Linked DNA regions of Homo sapiens: region 1 is linked to region 2. A link is a loop called in an ENCODE intact Hi-C map of the cell type or tissue named here. Cell type or tissue: A673. All regions are shown on one strand. Links, peaks and the distances in the headings refer to the core of each region. The heading gives the core; the rest is flanking DNA.

Region 1 (7,926 bases), core at 1,463-6,462, 1.3 Mb before region 2:
GAAAAAGAGTGAGACTCCGTCTCCAAGCAAAAAAAAAAAAGATGAGGGTCACCAGCAAAATTTCTTTCATTTTACATTGTTGATATCTCTGTTTTAATCCGTAGTCCTTGTGGAAGGTGGCTGTTGCCTGTTATACCTTGTGAGGGGGCTTAGCTAATCAACCCTTATTAATTAGTCACTAATATGGGCTATGTACCAACAACTGTTTTCACTAAGTGGTGGCAGCACTAATTGATGGGGCATAATGAGCCCCTCCCGAATTACGAAGAAACATTGCTCCTTACCCTCTGTAGATGATCCCTTATAGATGAAGGGCTACCAAGGGAAGGCTGGAACAGGCATGGGATGGCAGGGTCTAATTTGTTTTTAACCTGCTTCTAAGAAGTTGCTTAATTAATATAGGATTAGCACATTTGAAGGCTTGAACAGGTGCAAACACACACTTGTAACCAGCTGTGTAATTGACCGCAGTGCAACAAGCCAGGTCTGAGCATGCAGACCTCACTAATCACCTGCTGACCTCCTATCTGTGGCTGTAAAAAGACCTGTTCTTTTTAGTGCAGGATTCCCTGAATCTATCTGGAAGGCCATGTATGTTGGGATGAGTTGAAATTTTTGGTTTTTGAGCAAACCTTTGTAAATGGGTTCATCTCCACATATGATACCCCAGAAACATTGCTGCTCCCCTTTTCTTGGTTTGTTTCTGTGGCCTTACTAACAATCTGGGGAATCTTGTGGATGTTGTACAGATGCTCCTTGCCTTCGAGGGGTTACATCTCAATAAACCCATTGCAAATTGAAACTATTATAAGGAAAAATGCATTTAATACACCTATAGGTTTATCAAATGTCATAGCTTAGCCTAGCTGACTTTCAACATACTCAGAACACTTATGTTAGCCTGCAGCTGGGCCAAATCATCTAACACAAAGCCCATTTTACAATAAAGTGTTGAACATCTCGTGTAATTTATTAAATAACATACTGAAAGTGAAAAACAGAATGGCTGTATGAGTACTCAAAGTATGGTATTTATTGAATGTGTATTGCTTTTGCACCATTAAAAATGAAAAATAATTGTAAGCCAAACCATTGTAGTCGAGGATCATTTGTATATGCTGTGGTAAATAGGTCTCCAGGCTTAGATCTCAAAGAATTCCAGAGTTCTAGGAGCCTTTAGGAATAGCTACCTAGTTCAGGGGTTGGGAAACTGCAATGTGGAGCCAATTCAGCCTGCGACTTGTGTTTATAAACCAAATTTTGTTGGAAAACAGCCATGCTTATCTATGTATTTATCCATGTTGCTTTTGTGTTACAATGGCAGAGGTGAGTAGTTGTGTCATTGAGCATATGATGTGCAAAGCTGAAATTATTGACTCTCTGGCTCTATACAGAAAAAGTTTCCTGACCCTTGAGATCAAGGGTCCAATCCATACTATATTTTTCAGCTTTTGTAGTAAAATTAAGTAAATTGCCCTTTATAAAAAGTTTTCAAGGAGCTCACTGTCTAGCAGAGGAGATGAAATACCCAAAATATGTGTAAATTCCTTCCAAATTGCTATTTCTCGTACGTGAAATCTGATTTTTAAAAACTTCACTTCTCATTATTTTTTATTTTCCTGCACAGTAGATTGGGATCTAGGCCTAAATCTAGTTCCTATTCAGTCTGTGTCACCATACCTGGCATCAGTGTATCATATATTTGTTAATTTGTTTATTATCTGTCTTCCTCTATCACAATGCAAGCTTCACAAAAGAAAAACTTTACATTTCTTATTCACATATCCCTAGGGCCTAAAATAGCAACCTGAAATATACTGGATACACAAAAAAACTGTGTTTTATGGAATCTAAGAAGCCATCGGTTGTAAGTTGTACCATTATTTTATATACCACTAAGAAAGAAAAAGCACTGGCAATTAGTCTGTAACACATGCTGAGTCTCCTTGATTGAAAAATACATCCTTGTTCCAGAATTGTTAAGATGTGAAACAATATGCACCTTAAAACCAATGAAGAAGGAGAATTGTCAAGTAGGTGGGAGAAGTGGCGATCTTATAATGATTTTCAAGGCTTAGCTAACATTTTGTCTCAAACCAAATCACAAATATTTATTGAGTAATTGCTTTGTGCAATATTCTGGCCTGGTGCTTCCTCCAAATCATCCCTTACCATAGCACCTTGGGGAACTCCTTGGCGTGCATCCCCCAAGCTGTAGAGACTCAGAGTCTGACGAGCCAATTTAGGACTTAATTATATACTCCTTTTATTGATCACCATTGTTTCTAATGACATAGTCTTTTCTCCACAACTAATTGGTAAGCCCCTTGAGCGCAGGAACTGGTTTTTTAAAGAATGATGTATTCTTCACAGTGCTTTCCCTTTCTGTTACCCAGGGAGCACATGGCAATATAAGGGCTCCTGGGATTGAATCTTAAGTACAGAGAAAACCTAAGAATGCTTTTAGATAGACAGATAAGAGACCAGTAGAGAAGAGCAGATTGAAGGTATGTGTGAGAAACGTTATGTAATGAAAAGATAATTGATGACACACACTTCCAGAGGGTGCTGGCGAGATTGATTCAAAAGCACACGGCTAGGGCACTGAGTAACGAGAAAGAAGTTGCAGATGAAGGATAAATGGACAGGAATAAGAAAGGGCTTCATCATTTAAGAATCTGAAAGAGACAAAAAGGTAAGGAAGGGACTAAATGGGAAGAAAGGGAGAAAACAAACCTTTTCTAATCTCATTAGCTTCACTCTTCCAATGTCCTCCCCACCTCTTCTCAAGGCTCCAGAGAATTTGTCTCCAAATGAAGCCCATTCTCTCTTCTTTCTTGTTAATACTGCCTCCTCTTCTCCCTCTCTTCTTACTACTTTCCCTCCTTAGGCCTACTTACATCTTCTTTCCTCATCAATTCAAAGCTTTCAATTGGTCTTTCTTAGTAAGACATCTCTTTCTAGATTTAGACATATTTTAGGAATTATGAGGACAGAAAAGCAATGCAGGGGAATATGGGGAAGAGGAAGGAACCTGTAATTTATGAATCACTTTTTTTTTTTCACATCTCCTAGGATCTTTACCTAGACCTTTCATTTAATCACAGACACCTTCCTTTAAAATTTTAGATACCCGTCCAAGGGTTCACTAGCAAAGCTGTCGCATGAATTCCAGTCCTCTGGTTTCAGAACCCATATACTGTGCTGACTTTTTTATTTTTATAACATCATGTTGCCTTTCTATAGAGGTAGTTCCTTCTTCTAATTATGAAAGGCTCGTGCTTATGTGTATTCTTATGTTTAATGCCTAGTTTTCATTACTTGAAGAGATTTTGGCAAGATTTAGTACTTTTTAAATATATTTAATTGCACAAGTAATACAGGTCCACAGGAAAAACGATTGAACAATCGTGATAGGCAAAATGAAGAAAATGAAAAATTATCCAGCATCCTTTGTGCCACGGCTTTCAAAATCAGTAAGATGAAAACCAATCCTCCTTCATTACAAAGTATTTTGAATAAGAATATAAGCTTAAGTGCTCATTCAGCAGCAGACAGACATGGGCTAATAGCTCAATGGCCTAACATTTCATCCCCGGACCAAAGCATTAGTTTTAGGCCTTCTTGTGTGGGATCTGTGGATTGTTTTATTTTCTTTCCTAATGAGCAATTGGACTAAAGGATCAGGTTTAATTATAACTAGAGTCCCTTTCTGTTTGTACATCACTGCAGACCTAATTGTAGGCTGGCATCCCTGCTGCGGCCTGAGTGGTCATTAGCTTGCTGATAATGAACTATGCTTGTCAACATGGCCTCATTAACCATTGTTTTTTTTTCAGCAACATGGTTGTAAGGGTTTGAACTTGTGATTGAGGATGTGCTGGACTCATCGTGCTGAGAGAAACTTGTCCAGTTACGTGGTTAGAACCAAAGAGTTTTGGCTCAGACAAGTGATGCTATCCAAGGATAACTGGATCTATGCTGCAGCCTCAGGAATGTGACATGTCAGGAAGAACCCTGACCTGAGAGTTAGAGAGTGAGATTCTTATCCCAGCTCTGTGCTGTGTAGCCCTGTGACTTTGGGCTAATTGTATCACTTTCTGTCCTCTAGTTTTCTCACCTGAAAATAAGAAGGTTCTACTCAATGATTGGTGAGATAACTTTTTGTCAATAAAAATAATTTTGCATGATGCTTGTGCAAACATTTTTTTCCTTTTTTTTAATCAGTGATTTTATCTTCTTAGGTTATACACTAGAGGGCAGTGGTACATTAATATTATAAACTATGAATGCACTTGGTACTGCATTCAGCTGAAAGTCATAGACATTTGAATTAGGAAGGGATCTTATCTATTTCTCATTCAAAATATAGGAAGCTGTTCTGTAGTGTCCCCAACAGATATTCTTCATGACCCTGTTGAACATTCCTAGTGTTGGGAACTTTGCTACTTCGCAAGGCAGCTTTTTTTTCTTGTTAGTTCTACTTATTAGAAAGTTATTTCTTCAATTAGTGAAAAACCTGCTTTCCTATAACTTTTATCGCTGGTCTTGCAACATGGCAGAAAACTGTATCGCCTTCTTGTAATGGCATTTCACATCTTTTATAGAGTCGTATTACTGAATAACTGTATTTACCATTTATTGGTAATTAGTAATTGTAAATTATAATTTATTGAGTATCAACTATGTATCAGCATTGCACCAGGCATCTTATTTACATTATTTTATTTAATTCTCACAATAAGCTCTGAGGGAATTTTCATCTTTATTTATCTGTATTTTACAAAGGCTCAGATCAAAACCACGTAACTGGTAAGCCATGTAGGTGGGATTTGAACCTAAGTCTGATGAAAACCCCCTGCCATTGCTCACAAAACAACACCTCCTTTTATAAAGGTGAAGACATAAGACCCAGAGAAGGGAAGCAACCTGCTTGAGATCACACAGTAAATAGGAATAGAGTAGGAACCGGATTCTAGATCTTTGGAGAACACATTCAATTTTTCTTTGCCGTACAGCACAGTGCACTCAAGACCGTTGTCATTTAAGTCCCAAATCCTCTTTTCTATATGTTAAATGTTCCTGTTTCCCCTCATTGTTATTCCAATGGTTTCTTTGCTGTCCTGTCATGTCCTCTGAGTGTGCTCTTAATTTGCTGCATCCTTTCTTTCTTTCTTTTTTTTTGAGACAGGGTCTCACTCTGTCACCCAAGATGGAGCGCAGTGGTGTGATCTTGGCTTACTGCAGCCTTGACCTCCCAGACTAAGGTGATTCTCCCACCTGAGCCTCTCGAGTAGCTGGGACCACAGGTGCACTCCACCATGCCTGACTAATTTTTTGTTGTTGTTGTTTGAGACAGAGTCTCGCTCTGTTACCAGGCTGGAGTGCAGTGCCACAATCTTGGCTCACTGCAATCTCTGCCTCCAGAGTTCAAGTGATTCTCCTGCCTCAGCCTCCCAAGTAGCTGGGACTACAGGCATGCCACCACGGCCAGCTAATTTTTGTATTTTTTGTAGAGATGGGGTTTTGCTGTGTTGCCCAGGCTGGTTTCGAACTCTTGAGCTCAAGCGATCCACCTACCTCAGCCTCCCAAAGTGCTGAGATTAAAGGCATGAGCCCATTCTTTCTAAATTATAAAACTCAGAATTCAAAACAGTGCTCTGTTTGAGTAGGAGAGAAGTCACTGAGACTGTATTTCCTGTCATTTGGACTTAATTTTCTATTAACATTGTCTAAGGTTGCATTAATATTTTAATATAATGTTGGCTTATTTCAAATATAAGGTCAAACATACCTCTTGTTCCTTTTAGTTTTATTTTTATGAAATATAAGAACAAGACAGAGTGGTCCTGTTATGTTCCTATCGATAGAAAAAAAATCCTCCCTATCTGATGAAGAGTCTTTCTGAATTGATAGTAACCTAGAATAAATTTCTGGGTTCTTAAGATATTCAAGGCATATGAACATGAAAATACTTGCATTTCTGGGATGATGATTGGATTCATTTTATATGTCAACATCCATGGTTGTTTTTGCTTTCCTATCAGAAATGCATGCTTGCTGTGTGTTGTAGACATTCATTGCTGTTTCCTTCCTGCCTATTATCTTTTGTCATAGCATGACTTTGACATCCTTTTAAAAAAGGCTATGTGCAGCCCAAGAGGAGCTGTTGATCAAAGGGGCCCTGTCCTTGTCTAGCCAAGAGTTGGGCATACGAAGCAATGCTCTTTGCCTCAGGACTAGAAATCCTGATTCTAGTGGTATGGAATGGAGAATTAGCAGTGACTGATTCATCCTGGTAACACCAATGCCTGACTTTTCAATATTTCCTTTGATCTGTGAGCCAATAATTTTTAAATATATATATGCATATATATAATTTTAAAAGTTAGAATCAGTTTCTGATGATTGCAGCCAAAGCAATCCTCACTCATACATCAATCTTTGGGATATATTTACTTTTTTTGAAATAGCCTTATCAGAAAGTTCTACCTTTTCATGACATAGCAGAATAGCTCATCTATCCAACAGAGTTTGTTAACCTATCTATCATAGAAACTTTTCAAACAATTTTTGGGATGACAGTTTTTAAACTATGTTTTCCACATCTAATACAATGGATGTGTGCTGAAAAACTAGTGAGAAGTGAAATTTCATAAACTGACTTTCCTAAGGGCAATTGCCGGTCAAAAAAAAAATCAACGTTGACATCCAATGTTGAATCATTTTGAATGCTAATCATCCATCTGTTTTATAAATTTAAAATTTGATGAATTTAGCTTTCTTTTTTTCCAAGAGGGAAGCATTCTCATGTTTTTAGTTAAATGCTAATTCATGTTTGAAACCTATTAATATATAGTTTTGGTGGCAATATTATATCTTTATTTAGGCTGTGTATCATAGGCATTAAACCATCATAGCAATGGGACCTTTTCAATTCTGTTTTTCTTACTGTGTTCTTATCTGCACACTGGGCATCTCTTTCATGTGGGAAAATTCCAAATTCATTTGTAGTTTTATTCCTGACTTTCTGAGCTTCAGGTTCACATTCTCAACTTTTTGCATGAAATATTCATTGGATTTTTCTAAAGGCATATACAGTTCCATGTGACATCCTCAAACCAAGTTCTTTATCTCAAAGGTCAGTATTGAGAATATCATTTGCTACATTATAAATCACCTCTTTGATGGTCCAAGGTGGAATTTTCTCCCTGTTTTCAGTACAGAGAAGAAATGAGCTTTTCCTAAGTCACTGACTTGCTCAGTTCTCACGGACCCTGTGGCTCTTCCAGAGTTGTGACTATTAATACAAAGACTCTTTGAGCCAAAATCATGGCCTCTCTGGCCCACTTGTGGCTTCCACTTACTTTTCTATCCCTGTTTTTCTCTGGCTTCATTGTTTTCTTTCTTTTAAAAATTTTTTATCTTGTTATTTTACCTTACTGTATAGTATACATTTTTGGAAGCTTCTGTAAATCTTTTTATTTCCCACTGGATAGTAAAAACTAACCACATGGATTGGTGCCTTTTTTCCACCTGTCTTTTTCTGTTGTTTAAAATTCATCTCTTTGTTAAAGGCATCTTTAAGCTGCCTACCTCTGAGGCTTAAAACTTGGAGTCATTTAAAGTGCTCTCTATCCTTCATTCTCTGTGTCTGGTTGTCCTGTTCTCAGAAGTTGTTCAGTTGTGCTTCCATAATATCTCTTGCAAACTGGAGAAAAAATGGAAAGGTGGTCATCTGTCTGGAAAATTAGGGGACAGAATTTGAGGAGATGTAATGATCTCCATCCCTCAGATCACTGATCTTTTGGTAAAATCAGCTGCTTTCCCCCCAGTCTGTTCTATCTTTTACCTTCTTACTATGATTATTCTACCTGGATTAATTAATTCTTCATTACCAGTCATCTGGATGACTAAAATTATTAT
Region 2 (7,926 bases), core at 1,669-6,668:
TCAAAAAAAAAAAAAAAATCTGAAGAGATGACTTTCTGAATTCCACTAATCCAGGTACCCCCCACCACTGAGATTCTGATTCATCAGGTGTGGGGTATGACACAGAAGTCTGCATTTGAGCTTTCACCTGGTGAATGAGGCAAGTCTCCCAGGAACCATTGAGAAACAGTATTGTAAGCTCCAAAATGGTATGTAGGTGTAAGCTATTATTGTTATGCCACACACGGTGTGTTTCTCCTACTCTTCGACACCAATTTCTAATTTTCCAGGAGCTCTTATCGAGTAAAGAGAAAAGGTTAATATAATATCAACAGAAGTGGCAATAACAGCTCATGGGAAGAGGAAGTTGGTAACAGGAGATGCCCAAGAGGGAGCTGCTGCATACATGAGACCTTGGAGTGGGATCCTGGGACAGGTCTAGGGTCAAGATGTTGAGTCCTTCATACCCTTGATCTTCATTCCAATCTAGCTATGTGTCAAAACATTTATAATAACCCACTTTGTTCTCACACGCAATCATTGTTTTCTAAGCAAAAACCTAAAAGAAAGAATTTTTTTCACCCTCTTATATGTCCTTCCAAATCATTACCTTCTCTCTTTACCTCTATGTGATGTTTGGAGAAGCTAGTAGGCCTATATAGGTAGCCATGAGCAGCATTGCTTTAATGGTAAAGAGATTCTTCTGGAAAAACAAATTTAGAAAAAAAAATTTCATTTCCCCTAGTGTAGTATATCATCCTAAGGGATTGCCTACAACATGATGTAGAAAAAGAGGCTAAATGGTCTTATCTCAACTGCTGCATTTGCCTTAGAACTATCCTAATACATGGCTATCTAACACAAAAATACTAAATCCATGTAAAATTGGGATATGCTGTAATATAATAATACCTTAATTTCATATATTAGATTCCTTCTTCATAGAATTGTATACAATTTTCATGAATTAAAAAACAATGAAGAATAACTTCAATTCTTCCAAAATTGAATAAGATCTTTTATAAAGGAAAAATCAGAAAGTTTGCAGAATTAGATTCTGAGCTCTAACACTTACTGTGTGGCCTCAGGCAAGTTACTTAACCTCTCTGAGCCGTTCTAAAACTTTCTCTTATAATGATGACACAGTACTACTCAGCCCTGAGAGTCTCCCCTAACACAGTGTCAGGCACATGAGCTATTCAGTATTTGTAAGTTCCTCCCCTCTAATCATTTCTATCTGTATTCATCCTGCTGCTTCAAGGAGGTAGGTTTTCAGCAAGTCGCATGCTTGCTGAATAGGGACAGGAATGATTAGCATGTGCCTGCCCTCTTCCAGTATGAAAACAGGGTTAAGAAGAATAGAGGAGCAGGGTGTGTGTGTGTTCACTCCATATGGAGGACAAAGATTTCAAAAATGCACAAACATTTCAGGGAGAAGAGATTTTTAAGCCTTCCCAGTGCAGAAGCTATTTTCTGTTTCATTTATTTCTCTTCAGAATAAACCTGAAGTTCTGTGCGCACCGAAGACATAAATGACATAAATGTTGATGGAAGGAGAAGGATTTGAGGAAGGACGAGAGTCTGAGGAACAAGAAAGGACTGCAGTAGTGAAACAGCAGAAGAAACGAGGTGACGGCCTCCAGGAAATTAAAAGGGGGCCTTATATCTGTTGATTTTGCTGTTAACACGGTCAGATGGGATACTTGTTTGCTTTTTGATCCATTTTCTGATAGTTAACTAAGTGCTGTAGGACTGACATAAATGCTGAGGATGGGACAGAGGGAGGAACTCTACACATGAACTCCCATATTCAGGGCCAAGTCATCGGGCTACCCTAATAATAGTCTCCTGGTAGAAAACAATTCTGAAAACGAAAGACATAATAACAGAGTGGTACACAGTATGCCATGTGGTATTTAAGAGACAGACTAAGGTTGAAAACAACATAAAATTTATGTATTTCTTCATGACTTAGAAAAATGTACCTTTTATAATTTATGTTTAACATAATTTCTAGTGGCTATGCTTCCCTATAAACTAAAGCTGAGATTAATTCAACAGGATGGAGACACCAGTATTTGGGAGTTCATTATGTTCTTTGCAATAATTCAATGAATCAGAAAATAATAGAATTTTGAAATAAAATCCAATTCCCTCATTTTACCGAAAATGAAACTGAGGCTGTGACGCTTTAAAATATGCCTTTTGAGGCTGGGCATGGTGGCTCACTCCTATAATCCCAGCACTCTGAGAGGCCTAGGTGGGAGGAGCATGTGAGCCCAAGAGTTCCAGACTGTCCTGAACAACATAGCACAACCTTGTCTCTATAAAGAAAATTTAAAAAAATAACCGGGCATGGTGGCATGCGTCTATAGTTTCAGCTACTCAAAAAGCTAAGGTGGGAGGATCACTTGAGCCCAGGAGCTCAAGGCTGCAGTGAGCCATGATCGCGCCACTGCACTCCAGCCTGGGTGATGGAACAAGACACTGTCTCTACAAAAAAATAAAAATAAAATAAAATGTGTCCTTCATAAGATGACCTAACTTAGGGGCAGAGCTGCCAGCAAAATTTCAGGGCTTCCAACTCACAGTCAAGGAGACTTTATTGAGTTCAGTACATAGTAGAATCATTTATATTATCAGAGCATTTCTTTTTTTCAGTATTTATCTTAGGAGTTGTTTCTTTTAAAAATTCCTATTTGTTCTGATGCATATATTTCTTTTTTTTTACAGATCATTTTTCTCTTATAAAAATTCTGTAAACACAGCCATTCTTTCTGTATTTGTAATTTGAGGACCGACTGGAGTTATTCCTGAGAGGGCTATGTTCCTGAGAGAACAAAATTATTGTTTTTGAAACTCTAGAGAGAACTGCTCTGGCAAAAGAAATGTATCTTTTCATCTACAGTCATTCTGAGGTGAAAGATCTCATGATCACTCTGGACTATACAACCCACAAGCAGACTTCAAGGATACCTACAGGAACCCCAGAAGTCCTGATTGATCACACAGGCCCTAAAGACCCTATCAACTTGTTTATCAACTTGCAATTCTAATTTCCTGAGAGTAAAACACCAGTAAAAAATAATCTCCTCCCTCAATATTCTAGAGAATGCAAAGAAATACACAGTCACTGTAGACCTGTGAGCTTTTGCCAAGTTTGGTTTTCATTATTATACATATGAAGAGAATCATCTTCGCCAAAATCTATAAAGGGGCTGATTAACTCAGCTCTGTAGTAATTGTTTCATATTAAATCAGTCCAAAAGTTTAGGGCATGTTTCTCAGGAACTCTTTATCTAGCATCAGGTATGTATCTAAACAGTATAGTATCTGTTAATTTTGAAGTTATATAAAAAAAGAAAATGTGCATTTTCACACGTCTTAGTAGAAGCTCTTTACAGTTTATATAATCCAATGTTGATAGAGTAAAATTTTTTTATTCTTTCCAGTAATCAAAAAGTAGTCAAAATAAACAAAAGTTTCAACTTTTAGAGGTATCATTTTTTAGATTAGATTGCTTATATGGTTTGATGCTTTCTTAGAAGGTTGAATGATTCTAAAATGCTTTTAAGAAAAACATCAAGAATAAAAAGAATTACTTAAAACCAGGTCAAATAAAAAAAGATTATCAGAGATCTCATAAGGCTTGCAATATCATTTCAAGATTTATTTTAAAAGTAAGATTGCACTTTGTTCACTATTCTTCCCCTGCCAAAAGACACAGAACTTCCTTGTGAAACTGTGTTTAGGATCCATACCATAATATCATCTTTTCCAGGAAACTGAATCATAAAGAGGTCTATAGGGTGATCCTAGGAATGAAATCCCAAAATTCCGCAGGATGGGGCTAAGGTTTGTATTTTCAACCTGAGAACTTCAGGCTGCTTCTCCTTCAGCAACCTCCTCCTCTTCTCCACTGCAGCTCCCCCCAGCCTCCCTGAAGTCCCAGGGAGCTGGGGCCTGTCCTTCCTAACACAAACTTTCTTTCTTCTGGAAGTGCTGGAAAATCTCAGAGAGACTCACTGTCTCCCACATCCTGTAAATTTACCCAGGAGAGAAGCACTGTGCACACTTTGTGAGGAGGGTCGCGCTCATTGGAGAGACTCGGTGAAAGCAACGAGGAGACTGTACAAGCACACACGCAGCCTCTTCACCTCACACTCCACAGCTATTTCTCATGCACTCTGGCCTTAACTTTGCTGACCTTGCCACCGCAAGGTTTTATATCACTAAATAACAGAGCACGAGGCTGCCATGGTGGACAATCTGCCTGCACTTGCCCCTCCACATCACCAAAGCTCCTTAGATCCCATTCATCAAATATTTGCTTTTACACTTAAACACACAATTTATGAAACACAATTTCTGGTTCACCTAACCCTTGCATGACGTGAGTTTTGAAAAACCAGTAAATTTTCCTGCTGACATTCCTCAAGTTACACGCTTTCCTGGTCCTACAGGCAGTGCAAGTTATCTGCTGCCCTCTTTTGAATTTTAGGGCACACTGCACTCCTAAATAGGGCCTATTGCCTGAAGACAGCCTCTTTTCCCTGTCTAGGGGCTGCTTCAACCTTCTGGCTAATCCAGAGCCTACTGGAACAGCACTTTAACTCCCCTTTTGAGTGCTACTTTCTCTGCTGGTGTTCTTCCAAAGCAAAAGCAAAACCAATTTTATGAAGCAGCAAAAGAAGTATAAAGCATGCTATTACTTGTTCTTTTCTTTTTTCCCAGCTTATTGAGGTATAATTGACAAATAAAAATTCCATATATTTAAGGTATACAACTTGATGTTTTCACATATGTATACATTGTAAAATGATCATCGCAATCAAGCTAATTAACTTATCCAACACCTGATATCATTACCATTTGTGTGTGTATGTGTGTGCTGACAACACTTAAACGCTCTACCCTCTTATCAAATTTCAAGTATACTGCACAATATCATTAACTATTGCCACCATGTTGTACACTGGATTTCCAGAACTTATTCATCTTGCGTAACTGAAAATTTGTACCCGTTGACCAACATCTCCTTACTCCCCCAGCCTCTCCCCATAACTACCCTTCTAAACCTGCTTTGATGAGTTTTACCTTTTTACATTCCATATATAAGTGAGGTTATACAGTTTTCTGTTTCTGGTTTATTTCACTTAACATCCTCCAGGTTCATCCATGTTGTCACAAATAGGAGGATTTCCTTCTTTTTTAAGGTCGAATAATATTCCAGTATGTATATATACACTACATTTTCTTTACCTATTCATCCATTGACAGATGCTTAGGTTGTTTCCATAACTTCGCTATTGTAATTTCATTTCTTATCCGCCTGCCCCCTCTGGGCTGATCTATTAATTCCCCTAAAGTGTCTGCATGTAGTTCTGTTGATAAAGATACTGAAATGAAGAAGTATGCCAGAATACGATTTGCAAGCCTGTCCAGCTGAAGATAGCCATCCTTCCCAGACAGTAGAGGTTGAGGTTCTCACAGCAGTGACAGGTCACAGGGACATAGGCAGCCCTTCTAGGAAGTTAAACCTGCTGGGCTAGGCACGGCTCATTAACCCAGGTTTTGTGCAGACCTCCCCAACAACTGCTCTGCTGCAATGGGAGCATTCTCCAGTAACCATTGGTACCATGGCCCCTCCCTCAACCCCTCCCTCATAACGTCTCCCTGTGCTACCCTGACGTCCCTGGATAATCAACGCTCCTATTTCCTAGTGCCTACCAAACACGAGAAAGAACAGGTGAACATGACCCCTAAAAATAAAAAGAAAGAAACTATTGCCAACTTTTCCTCAAAATCATGCGGGGTTTTTTGGAGGACAAGAAGATAGCAACAATATAGTGCTGAGAAAAATCATAATATTGTGTCTGGAATTGGTGGGTTCTTGGTCTCACTGACTTAAAGAATGAAGCCGCGGACCCTCACGGTGTTACAGCTGTTAAAGTGGCGCGTCTGGAGTTCGTTCCTTCTGATATTCGGATGTGTTCAGTTTCTTCCTTTTGGTGGGTTCGTGGTCTCGTTGGCTCAGGAGTGAAGCTGCAGACCTTCGCGGTGTTACAGCTCTTAAGGCGGCGCATCTGGAGTTGTTGGTTCCTCCCAGTAGCCTTGTGGTCTCGCTGGCTTCAGGAGTGAAGCTGCAGACCTTCACGGTGAGTGTTATAGCTCATAAAAGCAGTGTGGACCCGAAGAGTGAGCAGTAGCAAGATTTATTGCAAAGAGCAAAAGAACAAAGTTTACACAGCGTGGAAGAGGACCCCAGAGGGTTTCCACTGCTGACTCGCGCAGCCTGCTTTTATTCTCTTATCTGGCCCCACCCACATCTTGCTTACTGGTAGAGCCGAGTGGTATGTTTTGAGGGCGCTGACTGGTGAGTGTACAATCCCTGAGCTAGACACAAAGGTTCTCCACGTCCCCACCAGATTAGCTAGATACAGTGTCCACACAAAGGTTCTCCAAGGCCCCACCAGAGTAGTACAGAGTAGATGCAGAGTGTGGATTGGTGCATTCACAAACCCTGAGCTAGACACAGGGTGCTGATTGGTGTGTTTACAAACCTTGAGCTAGATACAGAGTGCCGATTGGTGTATTTACAATCCCTGAGCTAGACATAAAGGTTCTCCAAGGCCCCACCAGAGTAGTACAGAGTAGATACAGAGTGTGGATTGGTGCATTCACAAACCCTGAGCTAGACACAGGGTGCTGATTGGTGTGTTTACAAACCTTGAGCTAGACACAGAGTGCTGATTGTTGTATTTACGATCCCTGAGCTAGAGGTAAAGGTTCTCCACGTCCCCACCAGACTCAGGAGCCCAGCTGGCTTCACCCAGTGGATCCCGCACCGGGGCTGCAGGCGGAGCTACCTGCCACTCTCACGCCGGCACTCCTCAGCCCTTGGGTGGTGGATGGGACTGGGTGCCGTGCAGCAGGGGGCGGCGCTCATCGGGAAGGCTCGGGCCGCACAGGAGCCCACGGAGCGGGTGGGAGGCTCAGGCATGGCGGGCTGCAGGTCCCGAGCCCTGCCCCGCGGGAAGGCAGCTAAGACCCGGCGAGAAGTCGAGCGCAGCACCGGTGGGCTGGCACTGCTGGGGGACCCAGTACACCCTCCTCAGCCGCTGGCCCGGGTGCTAAGCCCCTCATTGCCCGGGGCCGGCAGGGCCGGCCGGTTGCTCCGAGTGCGGGGCCGCCAAGCCCACGCCCACGCGGAACTCCAGCTGGCCTGCAAGCCCCGCGCGCAGCCCTGGTTCCCGCTCGCGCCTCTCTCTCCACACCTCCTTGCCAGCTGAGGGAGCCGGCTCCGGCCTTGACCAGCCCAGAAAGGGGCTCCCACAGTGCAGCGGTGGGCTTAAGGGCTCCTCAAGTGCTGCCAAAGTGGGAGCCCAGGCAGAGAAGGTCCCGAGAGCGAGCGAGGGCTGTGAGGACTGCCAGCACGCTGTCACCTCTCAGTATGACTGAGTCTAAGAATGTCTTATCAGAAAGTTGATTTCTATTTTTCTATGGCAATCTCTTTGTCTATCTGTCTCTCACAGGCATCTTTGAGCTCCCCCGACTCCCTATAGATTTTTCAGCTTGATCATAAAACATCATTCCCCTTTGACCTGTCTCTTTGCCATAGTAGTCTCATATTGCAAATGGCCATTACCTGGTCATCGAGAGGGAGGAGTGATCTCACTGCAGCTCCAAATAGGGGAAAAAAAATGAATGGCACTGTCCTTCTCCCAGCAAAACAAATGCTGAAATTGTCGGATGGTCCAATCAGGCCACTAGAAGATTAAAATGCACCAAAAAAATACAGACGCCTTCCCAAACCAGTGGGCAAATGTCCCTCTGTACACAATGGCCAGCTTCCTGGGTGACAACCTGTGCAATTGAACAATGCCCTGAGCATTGAAGGGCCCACACTTAGTTTAATGTTCTGCTATCACTGTCTTGAAATTCTTA

The links. Peaks named below come from ENCODE experiments on the same cell type or tissue, not always from the same donor. Only the 100,000 strongest peaks of a DNase experiment are listed, where the experiment ranks them.
Region 1: it touches region 2 in a loop (7-fold over the local background); 3 of 110 quality-filtered maps call a loop at or near these places.

Annotation. Positions count from the first base shown.
Region 1 is chr6:18,524,264-18,532,189 of GRCh38, forward strand. The region is part of intron 1 of MIR548A1HG (MIR548A1 host gene); the gene reads left to right. Among named protein-coding and RNA genes, the nearest start is that of MIR548A1HG, 5.5 kb to the left of the region's middle. RefSeq lists an enhancer at 3,329-3,964. In A673, for the core only: a CTCF peak has its summit at 4,220 (motif pointing right); DNase peaks (open chromatin) are centred at 4,288 and 6,138; H3K27ac peaks cover 3,710 bases.
Region 2 is chr6:19,847,560-19,855,485 of GRCh38, forward strand. No RefSeq gene overlaps it. Among named protein-coding and RNA genes, the nearest start is that of ID4, 14 kb to the left of the region's middle. In A673, for the core only: a CTCF peak has its summit at 4,471; a DNase peak (open chromatin) is centred at 4,462; H3K27ac peaks cover 747 bases.